Regions from separate parts of the Homo sapiens genome. Here region 1 is linked to region 2. A link is a loop called in an ENCODE intact Hi-C map of the cell type or tissue named here. Cell type or tissue: sigmoid colon. All regions are shown on one strand. Links, peaks and the distances in the headings refer to the core of each region. The heading gives the core; the rest is flanking DNA.

Region 1 (5,000 bases), core at 1-5,000, 520 kb before region 2:
GCCCCGCGCCTCCACAGCTCCCTTCTGGAGACACAGCCTCGCCAACCCAGAGCCCACACGGGCTGCGGGGAAACAAACGAGAAACTGGGAGAAGTGACAGAGGCAGCTTGGTCTGTGAAACCTGGGAAGGAGTTCCCTGAAAGGGGACATTTAAGTTGAGGAGGATGAGTGGAAACGGCCTAGGTGAGGAGGGTCGGAGAAGTTCCCAGGAGAAGTTCAGTGTGAAAGGGGAGTGGTGGGGGGCAAGGCCAGAGCTGGGCCTAGGAGGTGTTTGCTTTTCTGGAGAGCTGGGAAGCCAGGGAGTGACATGATCAGGTATGCGTGTGTAGGACAATCCCCTAGCTGTGGTATGACTGATAAGAAGGAGGTGAGGAGGGGCTATTTTAAAGGAGTCCAGGAGTAAAATAGTGTCAAGGAATAGGAAGAGAACAGGCAGACTGGAGATAGGAGGGCCTCTGCAATGGACTGGATAAAGGGGATGGCTGTGAGAGGGTCGGCTCCCAGATACCATTCAGCAAACACAAGTGGAGGATCAGGTTTGAGGACAAAAATCACAAGTTCATTTTTGTATTTGTGGAGACTGAAGGTGTTTGAGCTATCCTGAGGGACCATTGTGTAGTGACTGAATAGATAGGGCTGCTGGGGGGTGCCGAGCTAGGTGTGAGGGGAAGGTCAGATGTGCAGAGAGTTGGGGGTGGAGGGGAGCCTGCAGAGACCCGGGAGTGGCCGGAGAAAGGGGAGGCAGCTGTGCAGGGTTTGGGAAGCCCAGGCAAGAGCCAGTGCCACCACCAGCAAACATTGCCTGGAGGCCACACCTGCATCAGGCACTTGGAGCAGCCTGTGTCCCTGTGATAGTGAAGTACAGTCGGTACTGCAGCGTGACGGGGCCAAGCGAAATGAACTGAGGTAAAGGGCCACCTTCATACAAACTGGGCTTCTGGCAGGTAGAGACCCAGGCTGTGAGGAGAGTGAGGCCTATCCAGCACCCTTTATGAGAGGATTCCTGCTGTCATCCTCTTCACATAAATTAGATAAGTCGTCATTACAAAACTTATATTTGAAAATAAATCACCAGGAAAACATAAATTAATGCAATACTACATAATTTTAATATATAAAAACAGTTTAAGTTACTGTGGATTTCAGATTCTTAACTTTTACACCTATTCCCAAAGCAGGCAGCTTGATGTGACTGCTCGTGGAGTTTATGCCCCAGAGGATGTGTACAGGTTCCGGCCGACTAGTGTGGGGGAATCACGGACACTTAAAGTCAATCTGCGAAATAATTCTTTTATTACACACTCAGTAAGTTGGAAATATTACTATGGGTTTTGGAAAAATACATGCATTCAACTCTGATAACAAACATTTTCCTGATGATTCTGTAGACTATATTTAAGTTGTAAGAATGAGGTAATTTTTCTTTTTTTGGAGATGGAGTCTCGCTGTCGCCCAGGCTGAAGTGCAGTGGTGCGATCTCGGCTCACTGCAAGCTCCACCTCCCGGGTTCATGCCATTCTCCTGCCTCAGCCTCCTGAGTAGCTGGGACTACAGGTGCCCGCCACCACGCCTGGCTAATTTTTTGTATTTTTAGTAGAGACGGGGTTTCACCGTGTTAGCCAGGATAGTCTTGATTTCCTGACCTCATGATCTGCCTGCCTCGGCCTCCCAAAGTGCTGGGATTACAGGCGTGTGCCACCACGCCCGGCCATAATGAAGTAATTTTTAAAAATGCAATATAAGGCCAGGTGCAGTGACTCACACCTGTAATTCAGGACTTTGGGAGGCCAAGGCAGGAGGATTGTTTGAGCCCAGGAGTTTGAGACCAACCTGGGCAATATAGTGAGACTCCATCTCTACCAAAAAAAAAAAAAAATTAACCGGGCATGGTGGCAGGTACCTGTAGTTCCAGCTACTTGTGGGGGCTGAGCTGAGAGGATCGCTTTAGGCTGGGAGGTTGAGGCTGCAGTGAGCCATGATTGTGCCACTGCACTTCAGCCAGGGTGACAGAGCAAGACCCTGCCCCCATCCGCCCAGAAATTCCTTAGTATTTTATTTGAACATAAACTCACTGGAAGTTTATAACCCTTTACTTGAAAATCAAAAATTTGTTTTATATTTTAATTTTTAACTTTTTCTTTTTCTTCTGTACTATTATACACACATATTTCTGGACAACCTTTACTTTAGTTAAAACTAGATTAAATTCATGTTAAAATTTTCTTAAATATGTTTTCATTACATTAGCATTTATTGTACTACCTAATTTTGTGGCAATACCTAAATTTACAAAATGTATCTGTAATAAATAAATGCTTGGTATGCTTATATATGCTAAAAGATCTAATTTTCATAACTTTATAAAGTGTCTTCTATTAAATTCCAGCTGAAGTTTTTGAGTCCCAGAGAGCCATTCTATGTCAAACATTCCAAGTACTCTTTGAGGTAAGTTTATCGCAGATCACAGTGTTCTCATCAGCGATGCAGGACTTTCGTCTCTTGGGAGTTGGGGCTTGTGAGGTCTCCTCTGCTGCAGGTCCTCCATATTCCTCACCAGCACCAAACAGCATTAGGCAGAGTCTCCGCAAGTAGAAGCAGAGAAAAGGAGCCTGCAGGGGGACAGCTCCTGACCGTCCGTGGTGCACTCAGCGGTGCCACAGTGCACAGCATTTGGGCTGGTGTGACTCCTCCCACCCAGGATTTGCAGCCACATAAATCTTAGAGCTGTAATTATCTTAAGATTGACTTTTAGAGTAGTTCCTCTTTCAAATGTTATTTGCACTGGTATGCTGAGAGTCAAGGACTTAGATTTTCATTAACTGGGACAAAAACCTTTCCGAGTTAATTGGGAAAACTTTTATTGTGGTGTTTTCCAGTTGCCATTCTTTAGACACTCCTTACTGTTCTTAATCAGGGCCTCATTTTCTTGTCGCTCTTGCTAATTTTCTTTTCTATATGATGCACATTTAGGTTGAACCTCGAACTGGGTTGTCACTGTTATTTAGAACTTAATAGTTAGGGTTCTGTTGGGCTTAATGCTGAAGAATAATTTTAATTTCATCTTTGAATCTTTAAGTCATTTAATTATTGTAAAGTCTCTCATTTTAGCATTAGGAGACTATTCCAGAAACGTGTTCTATTCTATGAAAATTTGGACCACTCTGCAAACATTCTAGGCCTGCCATTTATGCACTTACTAAGACCAGCGGTGCTGTACAGTTGAAGCTCACAGCCCTGGATACTGGAAAGATGGCTCGATTGAGGACTGTTCCTTCCACCTTACTCTTTCTTTTTATTCGTTTATCTCTCACACCACCTCTTCCTTCTCCTATGGACTATAAAATGTTTTAATATGCTTGAGGGCTAAACCCTTCCTTTCCCTCCCAGGAGACTGACCTAAAGGCACAAACTATAGATTTTAGTTCTGAAAATTCAACAATGAATACATCTAAAAATTATCATAAACTTGATAAACTCTTTGGCCTCAATTTCCTTATTTGTAAAATGGAGATGCCAGTGCTAGCTACTGACAGCATAGAATTGTGAGGAATGTAAGAGACGTGGTAATAATGCCCAGACATAGCAAGCGTCAGGTGTTAACATCATCATCATCATCATCATTAAATCTCCCCTGTAGGTGACCTTGGCTGGCAGGATGCATCAACACTCACTCTACAGATTTTGATAGAACCTCATTTTATTATCAGTGTGTCTTCATTTAATCCCTATGACAACTACATAGAAGAGAAAGGCCCAAGTTTAAAAATCAGCCAAATCCAAGTTTTCCAACTTCTGTTCTCCAAGTTCTCCTCTCATAGTAGTCTGTGGATCTCCAGTTATTGTAGGCTGCCCCAATTGATTTGAGACTAGTGATGCTCTAGTGTGCGTAATAATAGGTTGGAACTACTAAAATACATGGTAGCACAACTGCAGAGGCAATTAGTTTATTCAGAAAAAGATCATTTAAATTTCTAATTGTTGTAACTGTTTTTAGTAACTGAGTACAAATAGATACTGAATAAATTATCCTGAACACTGTTATTATCTAAACTCAAATTTTATCATAACTGCATTATTCATTCTGCTTCCTCAGATTGGTTCACATCCCACATCTTCACCAGCTTTTTGCAGGGTATATTTTTAAACATGCAGTGGATCAATGGAATACTTCTGTTCAAACTGGCATACATCTGTCACAAATTGGAGGGACTTTAGATTTTTATTTCAAGGAGCTCTTCTTACCTTAAAAAATATATTTTTTAGGCTGGGTGTGGTGGCTCACACCTGTAATCCCAGCACTTTGGGAGGCCGAGGTGGGCGGATCATGTGAGGTCAGGAGTTTGGACCAGCCTGGCCAACATTATGAAACCCCATCTCCACTAAAACTGCAAAAATTAGCCACGCATGGTGGCAGGCGCCTGTAATCCCAGCTACTTGGGAGACTGAGGCAGGAGAATCCCTTGAACCTGGGAGGCAGTTGTAGTGAGCTGAGATCACACCACTGTACTCCAGCCTGGGCAACAAGAGTGAAATTCTGTCTCAAAAATAAATAAGTAAATAAATAAAATATTTTTAAAAGCTTCTAAACAAAGTTTCATTTAAAAAAATTATCTTGAAGAGTCTAGTACCAACTTTAAAAAAACAATATTTACCTATACCTCATCCTCATCTGTAGTTTTGATAAAGCATCATTATTTAAAATAAACGTGTCAAATTATGGCTTTATGTCACTGTTCTCCATTTTATGGCTAGGTATGAGGCAGTCAAAACTTTCCTGCAGTTAAACAGTCATTTTCCAACTTTCATTATTGAATACGTTGTCATTTCAAATTCTTTTTTGATGTTATATTCTTTGCTTAATTTGCCTTCACAGATTTTTTTTAAAGAATTGCATTTCTGCCAAAATTTGTGGGCCAATTCAGATTTGACTCTTTCCAGAGAAAGAACCTAAACCTATTTCATCACAATAGTGCTACAGATGGCAGAGTCTATTTCTGATA
Region 2 (11,240 bases), core at 2,729-7,728:
AGGTGATCCACTCACCTTGGCCTTGCAAAGTTCTGGGATTACAGGCATGAGCCACCGTGCCTGGCCTAAAGTTTTTTTTGTTTTGTTTTTGTTGTTGTTGTTGTTTTTTACCCCATCCACTGCCTCCCTATGTGACCTCATGACATCAAGAAAACAGTGCATGGTGCAGATAATCTCTGCTGAGGTTTGTAGTCATGGTGACTGCCTCGGTGGGAAGCTGACTGCCATGCTGGGCTAATGTTTTAATAGCGCAGATAGTCTTTATGCAGTGGCGGGCCATTGGTCTGTGTAGCACCTGGGGTTCTTCTGAAACCAAGTAGCCAGAGCCAGAGAAGAACTTGCCTGTAAGGAGACTCTTGGTTAATGCAGCGCCCAACCTTAAGAGAAAGCTCCTGAAGAAATCTGGAATTAACACAACATTGCTTAAGCTGCCCCCATTCCTCAGCCTTTCCATTCAAAACACCACCTTTGGAATACTGTTTAAAAAAATAAGGAAATGTCAATGAACTTGTTGTCTTTAAAGGAATATCTTAAAAGAGATAATGGAAATTAGGCTGGGCGTGGTGGCTCAGGCCTGTAATCCTAGCACTTTGGGAGGCCGAGGCGGGTGGATCACTTGAGGTCAGGAGTTCGAGACAAACCTGGCCAACATGGTGAAACCCCGTCTCTACTAAAAATACAAAAATTAGCCAGGCATGGTGGCACATGCCTGTAGTCCCAGCTACTCAGGAGGCTGAGGCAGGAGAATCGCTTGAACCCGGGAGGCGGAGGTTGCAGTGAGCCAAGATCATGCCACTGCACTCCAGCCTGGGCAACAGAGCAAGACTCCGTCTCAACAACAAAAAAAAAAAAAAAAAGAGAGAGAGAGGTAATGGAAATTTATCCCCCTTTAACTGTGCATAACAACAGCAAGTAACCATTACCTGTGATGAGAAGAGCTACCTGTTTGCTGAAGCTTATTTAAGGCACTATGCTAAGGAATTCTCATAAATGGTATTTGAGCCTCATGACAACCTCTTTTTACAAATAAGGGAACTGAGGCTGGGAGAAACTAAATGAGCTGCCTGAGATCACAGTTTGGAAAGTGGCAGAAGCTGAGCTCGGTGGCACACACCTGTAGTCCCAGCTATCCGGGAGGCTGAGGTGGGAGGATGTGTTTGAGGCCAGGAGTTCAATGCTATGAGCACATTTATGAAAATGTGCTGCTCTCCAGCCTGGGCAACATAGACTTTGTCTCTTAAAAAATAATAAATGAAAATGTTTTAAATTTAAAAATGAAAAGCATGGCCAGAATTCTAGCCTATGCAATGGCTACCTACCTCAGAGACTTCTTACCCTTACAGATGTATACCTATGCTGATAGTGGTAGCCTCCATCTGTATAATATTAAATTGTCATCAGATAATTCTTGTTACCTTTTTTGTTACTGCCTTTGTTCCAGGGAGAAAATAAGAGAATAAAAACATGCTTGCAAGGCAGTGCACATACAAGAGGCCTCTGAAAGCTGCTGCCAGACCTGTGTGCCCCCAGAGCAGGTGCCCTCTCGTAAGCATCCTGGGGCAGGTATAACAGCCCCTGATAAGTCCTGCTCAGTGCGATGTGGGTCTCAAGGAACTGGTCCTTATAATGGTCAAACATGAGTGATTTGAGAGTAACGTAACTTAAAAAGTAAACTAGAATTCATTCAAAGTGATCCCTAGAGTAATGTCCCTCTAACCCACTGGCATTCCAGGATGCTTTCTTGAGTTTCTTGGGTTTAGAGTGACTCCATGAGCCCTGGGAACTGTGCAGAGCCCCTGTCTCCCAGCCCTTGGGGACATGCAGCACCAGTATCTGTTGGACATGTGCACATCTGCTCACATGTTGCAATGGAAGAGGACTGAGACCCGCTGCAAGGAAGTATTCCGTACATGTATAGTGAGGTCATTAATGAACAGCTGGGTGAATGGCTGCCTCCCTTTTGGTTGTTATTACAAGGAAATAGCCTACAAGACAGGGAATGCATTTCAGCCTGTATGAAGTTATTAACAAAGTTTTGTTCCTATTGCTTAAAATTCTGTGAACTACTTTAAGTATTATCTTATTTCACAGCTTATTTTGAGTGATACAACAATGTAAGCATTAGCCAAGAACATCAGTGCCTTCATTGTTGATTAAAATTGGCCCCATAATGAGTATGCGGGAATGCTGCCATCTGAGCGGCAGCCAGCTGTGTAGTGAGCCCCCTTCTCCCTGAAAATGTTCTCCATAGCATGTGGGGTGAGTGAAGAGACCCCCAACCTAGACAAGGGAGACACATCTTTGTACTCAGCTATCTGCACTCTCTCAGTTGGCACAAGCCCCTTGGAGGACACCAGTCACAGAGTCACACCCTCGTTTGACAGAGATGGAGCAGGAGCCAGCAGGCTTCATCAGCAGCATGAGAGGTTTAAGGGCTAAGGACGGTGACCTTGCCAACAATCAGCGTGTGACAGCCTTGGTGGAATGACCAGAGAAGGCTGTGGAGCGAGCATCAGCTAATGGTACGGGGTGGTTGGGATTCAGCCTTTCTAGAACTCCGGTCAGTCTTCCCATCTGGGTTTTCTGGGTAGCAGCCTGGGGCACAGAGCTGGAATGCCAGCCTTCTCGGGTTTTGGCCTCAAGCTCTTCCACCACAGCATGTTGTAGTTATAATGTCCCCATGTACTGTGTGGGTGAAAGGCCTGGGAAAAAAAGTTTCCTATAAAAGTAAATAAATTGGGGCAGGGGGCAATTGTCAGTAAATAGTTAAATAAATTATTATGTAGTCATAATTTTTGTTATATTATTATACCTCAATAAAGCTGGAAAAAACTGGTGGTGATAGAGGAAAGTGCTTATGTTATACTCTGTGAAGAAGAGAATACACAACTCTGGCCACATTATGGTTACAACTGTATAAATTTAATATATGCAAATGAACAAGCATTAGAAAAGCACTTAAAGAAAGAAACTGGCAAGGTGCGGTGGCTCACGCCTGTAATCCCAGCACTTTGGGAGGCCGAGGCGGGTGAATCACAAGGTCAGGAGATCGAGAGGATCCTGGCTAATATGGTGAAACCGCGTCTCTACTAACAGTACAAAAAAAACAAAATTAGCTGGGTGTGGTGGCGGGCGCCTGTAGTCCCATCTACTCGGTAGGCTGAGGCGGGAGAATGGCGTGAACCCGGGAGGCGGAGCTTGCAGTGAGCCGAGATCCCGCCCCTGCACTCCAGCCTGGGCAACAGAGCGAGATTCCATCTCAAAAAAAAAAAAAAAAAATGAAATCCGTTCAAGTATTAGGATGATGGGACTGTAGATGCATTTCCTCCCATTTTAGATTTTTAATTTTGCTGTTACATTCCTGCAAAAAACAAAAGCCAGGCAGGAAAAGTTCCCATCTCCAGGCCATCCCGTCTGGCAGATGTCCCAAGGCAGGAATGGCCTGAACTCCTCTCTACCAGTGGCCAACTCTCCTGCTCCAGGCTTGGTTCTCAGGCTTTGAGAACCTCAGGGCAGAACACCTTTTTCCACCCCAGCAAGCAAAATGAATAGGTAACAATTGTGCCCTTGTTTTGAGCAACAGGAGCAGATGGGACCTACACTGGTGGGCTGGCCTGGGAAAGGTCCAGGGCTGGCTTGGCCCGGGCAGCAAGGCTGAGGAAGGTGGTGTGGCGGGGAGGAGACCCCAGGGCTGCAGGCATGCCCTGCGTTACCCTCTGCACCCCTTTCCTGGCCTCAGGAACTCTCTGTGGGATGCGTTAGAAGACCTGCCGACAGGCCGGATAAGGCCAATGAGAGAGGGAACGGAGAAGAGGGGCACCTGGGTTCACAGGCCTTAAGAAAGAATTTAGTTACTTATTTAACAAATTAAACAATGTGTGTCACGCATGTAGGTCTGGGAAATGCATTATTAAAAACACACAGTGCAGAGGTGCAGCACCAGCATACGGGTGGATTTGGGACTCTAAAATGGCTTTGGTTGTGTGTGGTACAAGGGAGAATGTATACATGTATTACGTGTGTAGTTTTTTAAAGTACACATATAGAGGAAAAGATGAGACAAGTCTGATGAGATGTCAACAGCAACAATTCTTAGTTGTGGGTGCTGTGAATTTCCCAGAGAGGAGGAGAGTCCTTTAGCTGGGCATGGTGATTTCAGCACTTTAGCAGGCTGAGGCAGGATCACTTGAGCCCAGGAGTTCAAGATCAGCTTGGGCAGCATAGCGAGATCCCCATCTCAATAGATGGATTAGATGGATGGATAGGTAAATAGAGAGAGAGAGAGATACAGATATTTAGATAGATAGCCTAGATTGCTTGATGAATGGATAAGTTGGATAGGCAGAGACAAATGGATAGAGATAGATTAGAAGGATAGATGGATAGATTAGATGGATGAATGAATAGAGAGAAACAGATTAGACAGAGATAGATGGATCCATCGATTGATTAGATAGGTTAAGATAGTCCTTGCATTCAGGCAAGCCACAGCAGGTGCCGCCTAGGGCAGCGGCCTCTGCCCAGACACTCAGTGCTGCAGAACAGGAGGGAGGCCGGGGCCTGTGGCGGGCGAGGGAAATGCGGGGCCCGAGGACTGGGGTGAGGGAGAGAGGCGGCGGCCCAGAGGAGCAGCAGGCGCGCCTCTGGCGGTTTCCTGTCCGGGCTGGCGGGGCCGCCAGTCGGCGTGGGGTGCGGCAAGGGGAGCGGGGCGCTGGGTCAGCCGAGGGCCGGGCCTCGGGGGCGCAGCCGGACTGGACGGCGGCTCCTGTGGGCACTTGGCCGGGTTTGCTGGTTTTTCGGGAAATAAGGCCACTGGGGACAGTCACTACGTTTTCAGGAACCGCTCAGCCCCTCTGAGTGCCCCGCAGATGGACCTGGCGGCGTTCCTGGCTACGGCTGACTGGGCTCCCGGAGCGAGGAGCGCCCCTGCGGGCCCAGCCTGGGCCCTGGGCGGTGGGAGGGCCTCCGCCCCCTTCCCGCTTCCGCCCCGCTGGCGCCGGACCCCCGCCCTCGTCTGTGCCTGCCAGGCCGGGCCCTTCCCTCCCGTCACAGGCGGTCCCTGAGCCCACCCTTCGTCTCCGAGCAGCTGGACCGCCGTATACGTTTGCCACTGATTCCAGGATGTCCCCGAGTATCTTAGGAAAGGGCCGTGTTGGACAAACGCGGGGCTCGGTGTTTCTTCCGCGCCGTCCCTCGCTGCTGGCGCCGGGGCCGTCGGAGGCTCAGTGATGGCCCAGCCCGCCCGTTTCCGAGAATTCCCCAAACGCGGGCCCCTACACGCTGAGTTCGCGCTCTCCCGTGACGGCCGACAGCCCCGCGGACCCTGCTGACAGCCACACTCTGGGCTGAAAAGGGTACCACGCGTACTTTTTTTCCCAGCACGCGTGGGGCCTTGGAAAGAACCTTTACTGAGGCCTGTGGCTGGCCTGTCACCTTGTCAATCTGGCCAAACGTTTTTGAAAAAGGATGCTAACTCACCAGATGTGAAGTTGCATCTGCCCTGTGAATAGGTGGACTGGAGAAGACACTCGCTGGAGGATCCTGAGCCCAGGCTCGGAAAGGGCCGTCCACCTGCGAGCGCGGACTTGCGCCTCTGCTGGAGGCCGGGCAGGGCACGGGCGGGCCCCGGGCCACCTCTGCCAGGGCTTCCTCAACCCAGCCTGCCCTCATCGGGCGGCCACTGAATGCGGTTGGACAGTCATCTTGAATGTATTTCAAGCACACAGGTGTAGAGAGTGAGCCATATTCCACTTCAAATCTAATCTGGCCAGGAGTTCAACTTTTCCATGTTTCCTTTTGTTCACAGCCCTCCATGTAGACAAGAGGTCTGAAAAGGGACGGGCTCTTTCTCGCTCCACGTTTTTTGTTTGTTTGTTTGTTTGTTTATCTATTTTTTGTTTTTTTTTTTTCTTCTGTTTTTTTGATACGGAGTCTCACTCTGTCGCCCAGGCTGGAGTGCAGTGGCAAGATCTCGGCTCACTGCAACCTCCGCGTCCCAGGTTTAAGCGATTCTCCTGCCTCACCCTCCCGAGTAGCTGGGATTACAGGCACCCGCCACCACGCCCAACTAATGTTTGTATTTTTAGTAGAGACGGGGTTTCACCATGTTGGCCAGGCTGGTCTCGAACTCCTGACCTCGTGATCCATCCGCCTCTGCCTCCCAAAGTGCTGGGATTACAGGCTTGAGCCATGGCGCCCGGCCTCGCTCCACGTTTTATGCAGATCCCCGTTTCCAGAAGTTGTGCTTCATGTTTTTAGGTGCGGCGGGGCTAATGATTTTCCTCTGTTTCTTGTTCCCCCCACTCTCCTCCCCTTCCCCTCCGCCAGGAAGGGTGCCTGTGGCCTTCAGACAGCGCCGCACCGCGGCTGGGCGCCTCGGAGGTAAGGGGCCCCAGGAGGTGATGGCTGCGGGGGGCGGGGGGGGTGGGTGGGGATGAAGGGGGCGTGTCCCTGCCACGTGGGGTGGAAGGGGAGGGGCCTCACCACGTGGGCTGACACTTTTGGAGGAAGGCATTGCCTAGAACTTTGGTCAAAAGCGGGAGGGGACTTCCCCTAGAATCTTCCAGGGATTATTCCTGCTAGTCTAAAGCTCCTTATCAAAAACAATTTGAGAATCACTTATCTTTACATGATCCCGTAAGCTTCTACTAATGTGCCTTGGCAAGTGGGCATGGTTTATAAATATCATAGCATGATTCATTCCCACATCTCCAAGTGTAATAATGTGGATTTTAAAATAACATGTTTTTGCCTTTAAGTTAAAAATATTGGTGTGAGAGAAATCAATATCTGTATGTACGTGTGTAGATATGTGTGTATATTAAATGCATGTATATACACATATATGTATACACACATACACATCTATGCATATATGCGTGTGTGTGTGTATGTACGTATATAAAAGAGCCGTCTCCTAGAAGAAACTGGGATGGTAGAACAAATGAGAAGATTTTGTAAGAAATGTACTACCTGGATTCATTTTGAAAAAATAAATTATTATAATCATATTTATTTGAGTAAAAAATATTTTTCATGTCAGTGACTAAAAATAACTACAGGAAACTTTTATTCAGATTCCAGATAACTGGAAAAGTCTAGGAGCCACAAAGAAAAAACAGTCATTTTGGGGGGAATTTGTTAAAAAGTAATTGGCAATGATCTTCTCTAAGTAATTAATAAATCGACCCAATGCTTTGTATCTGCTCCACGTACCACTGTGTGAAGTTATAACTTCTGCTTACTCAGAGTTCTGGCCGGCGCAGTAGCTCATGACTGTAATCCTAGCACTTTAGGAAGCTGAGGTGGGTGGGTCACTTAAGCTCAGGAGTTCAAGACAAGCCTATGCAACATGACAAAACCCCATCTCAAAAAAAAAAAAAAAAAAAAAGCTAGGCATGGTGGTGTGCACCTGTAGTCTCAGCTACTCAGGAGGTTGAGGTGGGAGAATCACTTGAGCCCAGAAGGTTAAGGTTGCAATAAGCCAAGATGGCGCCACTGCACTCCAGCCTAGGTGACAGAGCCAGACCCTGTCTCAAAAAAAAAAAAAATTAAGATAAAAAATTAAATAAAAATAAAAACTCGGAGCCCCTCCTTACTTTTCTGAACCATAGGTTCTAAGTTCTAGAGCTGGCAGGGACCTGAGAAAGCAGGCAGCCCTGTCCTGTCCTCGTAAGTTATAGAGAAGCCGAGGACTGGACGATGTCACTGGTGACCAGATCCAAGTGCAGGCCGCAGTGCTCTTCGCCCTGTGACTCTTGGAGTTCCTAGTGTGTTCTGTTTCCAAGGGGAAAATGCACACGTAGCACGCACAGAAACTCCCAGGAGCCCAAGCTTTCCATTACCCACAGCTCTCCATTGCTCAGCCCTCCTGGATGCGCTGGGATTTGGCAAGGTGAGTGGTCTGTCATAAGGAATCAGAAAAGTACACTTTTTTTTCTGGAATTGGATTTTCCTGTTTTCTTTTTTTTTTTCCTGGGAGATGGTGTTCAAACTGGTAGGAACACACACCAAGCGTAACTTTCCTTGATTCTGACACATTTATGGTCATCATTGCGCTCAAACTGTCTTCAAGCCTCTCCTCTTTTCCTTCCAGATCATGCATGCCCCGCGGTCCAGGGACAGGTTCACAGCGCCGTCCTTCATCCAGAGGGATCGCTTCAGCCGCTTCCAGCCCACCTACCCCTATGTGCAGCACGAGATTGATCTTCCTCCCACCATCTCCCTGTCCGACGGTGAAGAGCCACCTCCTTACCAGGGGCCCTGCACCCTGCAGCTCCGGGACCCTGAACAGCAGATGGAACTCAACCGAGAGTCCGTGAGGGCCCCACCCAACCGAACCATATTTGACAGTGATTTAATAGACATTGCTATGTATAGCGGGGGTCCATGCCCACCCAGCAGCAACTCGGGCATCAGTGCAAGCACCTGCAGCAGTAACGGGAGGATGGAGGGGCCACCCCCCACATACAGCGAGGTGATGGGCCACCACCCAGGCGCCTCTTTCCTCCATCACCAGCGCAGCAACGCACACAGGGGCAGCAGACTGCAGTTTCAGCAGAACAATGCAGAGAGCACAATAGTACCCATCAAAGGCAAAGATAGGAAGCCTGGGAACCTGGTCTGATTCCTTCCAACGTGCACTTCAGCTGGAGAAAGAAACCAAGAAGGGAAGCGGCCGCTGGGCCCCTCCTGCGCACAGTGTTGTTCAGTTTCACATGGTACAAATAAGTAAAACCAAATGAGCAAACACGGTCTTTGTTTCTGATTCCTTTTAGGGGAATTGCATGCAAACTAGACTGAAATGATACAAACTTCCATCTGGTCTGACCGCAAACAGTGTTTATTTGGGGACAGGGGTTGGGATGGGGGTGTGGGCAGGGGAAAACAGAGAACGGGATGCTTTGAAGATACCATGAAATAAAACCCACAGAGGTATTTGATGTATTTAATTGTGAAAGGAGACTTTGCAGATAAATGAGGCCAGAATGGCATGTTTTATAATTAACTGAATAAAGAAGGAAGCATTATTATATATTATTGTGGGGAAGAACCAGCCAGTTCGCTTTTTCTCCTAAGGTGTGGAACTTTTATTTTGTTTTAAAAATATGAATCAAAATTCCTGTGTTGTGTGCCAAGGTATAAAGTGGAGAAGTTAGATGAGTGCAAGGAGCTCCTTTGTGTTGTGATGATGTGTTTTAAAAGTTGCACTATCTTAATGTTGAAAATATTTACAAGGGAACTGTTTTACGTGAAGTTCTGTATGTTGTCTTTTCACCTGTGGATTGTAATCAGGCCCAAGGAATATCCTGGAGTGGTCCCCAGAAGCATCCAAGAAAAGATATTTGGGGACGTAGCCTAACATTTTACCAACTTACGTAAATCAAAAAAGTCATTATTGTTGCAGGAGTTTGCATCAAATAGCAGTGCATCGCTGAAGCTTTTGGAGACTTTTGGATGGAAGATAAGATAGGGAAGATTAAGTTCCAGCATTTCTGACTTGTTATTTTGAGTTACTCTGCTACTCTTAGGCTGCATAGTTTATGAGAAAATGAACACATGCATTTATGGATCCAGTATCATGCAGTGCTGCCCTCATCCTCCAGCAGTGCAATTTCTTCAGTAATTTAGATTTTTTTCACTATAGCATGAAATATATTCAAATACATACCTTATTTTATGCAATAAATTGTTTAAAATGCAAGGTGGTTATTCTGCATACTGTTGAAATATGTGACTCCTCAGTATATTCCCATTGCCTCTCCCCCTTTCCTCGACAGCTTAGTTCAGTTCTGCAGGGCTGCTCAGTTCACAGGAGGCTCCCAGCAGCCACCCCACATCCAGCCTACACAGAACTTCGTGTGGGAGTGGTGTGGGTGGTGGTTTCTTATGCTTTGGAAGCCCCTAGAAATAATGACGGAAGAATGCCATGTTGCTGATCGTGGTAATAAGCCATTGTGGGTTATTGTATGTCACTAGTATTAGCATAGCATTCTTAAAGGAATGCAGTGCTCAAAACCTACCCAAATTCCCGCAGGATTCTACCAAACCCTTCCCCAGGCCAGCTTTTGTACTGAAGGCAAGAACTGGACAGTCAGAGAACAGTGGAGGGGGCAAGTGACTGAAGAGCACCGGGTAAAAAGCACAACATGCAGTTAAAATGCAACTAGAAAACTAATTTTAAATATTGTTAGTTTTAATATTCCTGATATTTACAAATATTCATTCTTATATACAATGAAAAAAATAACTTTCTTCTGCAGATGTAAGCACTGGCTTTTATAAGAGCAGCAGCCAACACGTTTAGCAGACACTGCGCGTGGAGAAGGGCTTATCTGCAGTACACTCTGCCATGTGGAGGGTGGGCCTCTGTGGCCTCTTCACATAACAAGATGAGCTGGAATGATGATTCCATGACTCCCACCTATGCAGCCTTAAAGCCAAATCCGCGTGTGTGTGTTTGTGTCTGTCTGTGGGTCTCGAAGGTGATCCGTCGGTGCGGTGGCTCTGTGCTGTAACTGGAGAGACTGTTCCAAACCCCAAGAGTTGTCTGATCCTAGTCTGTTCCCTTCTGCTTCTTACCTCTGTAGATAGGTCACTGGTTTTTGTTTGTTTGTTTTGAGGATTGGAATTTCCATTACATTCATCCTTTGCACACAGTAACATCCACAGAACTAGTCCAACTCTTAAAAGGAGAGAGGAAAAACACAGGCACCAGTTGTCAGCTCATGCTTACAACCTGTGTGGAAGTATATACAGTTGAGAGTCACAGTGGAGGTTCTGAGACTGGATTCAGTCTTGTTCCAGTGACAGTTGGAAGGCCTCTGCTGGAGAGACACCAGCTCTCAGGGCAGAGATTGGCTTGGGGCCAGAAGGACCCTCCCCAACCCTGGAGACACCCTGAAGGTTCACTGGCTCTCCAGATTAGCCTCTCTTCCTCTGTCAGGCAAAGATGAGGAGCCCGTGTTCCCATCGGGCCCTGCTGGCAGGGACTTGCAGTGGATTCTTGGTCAGGTGTGCCCACAGATGCGGAGGCGAGGTGAGTGATTCCATCATTTCAGTTCTCACCTGCAGTTTTGGTGAAGCAGGAGATGCACCCCACAGCTCTAGCTCTCAAATGGCTTCACAGTCCTTACTTCTCTACCTGCCTCAAGAAGGGGCTCAGAGCAGAGACTTGTGAATTCCTTAGTAACTGTGAGTATATGAATGTGTTGCACATGTCCACAGTATTGGCGAGATAA

What was found. Peaks named below come from ENCODE experiments on the same cell type or tissue, not always from the same donor. Only the 100,000 strongest peaks of a DNase experiment are listed, where the experiment ranks them.
Region 1: a loop joins it to region 2, with 6 times the contacts of the local background. A loop is called at or near these places in 14 of 110 quality-filtered maps.

The regions. Positions count from the first base shown.
Region 1 is chr18:13,115,199-13,120,198 of GRCh38, forward strand. It overlaps CEP192 (centrosomal protein 192), which reads left to right. Exons shown (of 45, transcript NM_032142.4): 43 at 1,179-1,305; 44 at 2,387-2,445. Among named protein-coding and RNA genes, the nearest start is that of LDLRAD4, 100 kb to the right of the region's middle. In sigmoid colon, for the core only: no CTCF peak of the experiment used is centred there; no DNase peak of the experiment used is centred there.
Region 2 is chr18:13,637,032-13,648,271 of GRCh38, forward strand. LDLRAD4 (low density lipoprotein receptor class A domain containing 4) reads left to right here. Exons shown (of 7, transcript NM_001378100.1): 6 at 6,328-6,381; 7 at 8,096-11,240. The coding sequence ends at 8,626. Among named protein-coding and RNA genes, the nearest start is that of MIR4526, 32 kb to the left of the region's middle. In sigmoid colon, for the core only: no CTCF peak of the experiment used is centred there; a DNase peak (open chromatin) is centred at 4,660; H3K4me3 peaks cover 1,105 bases.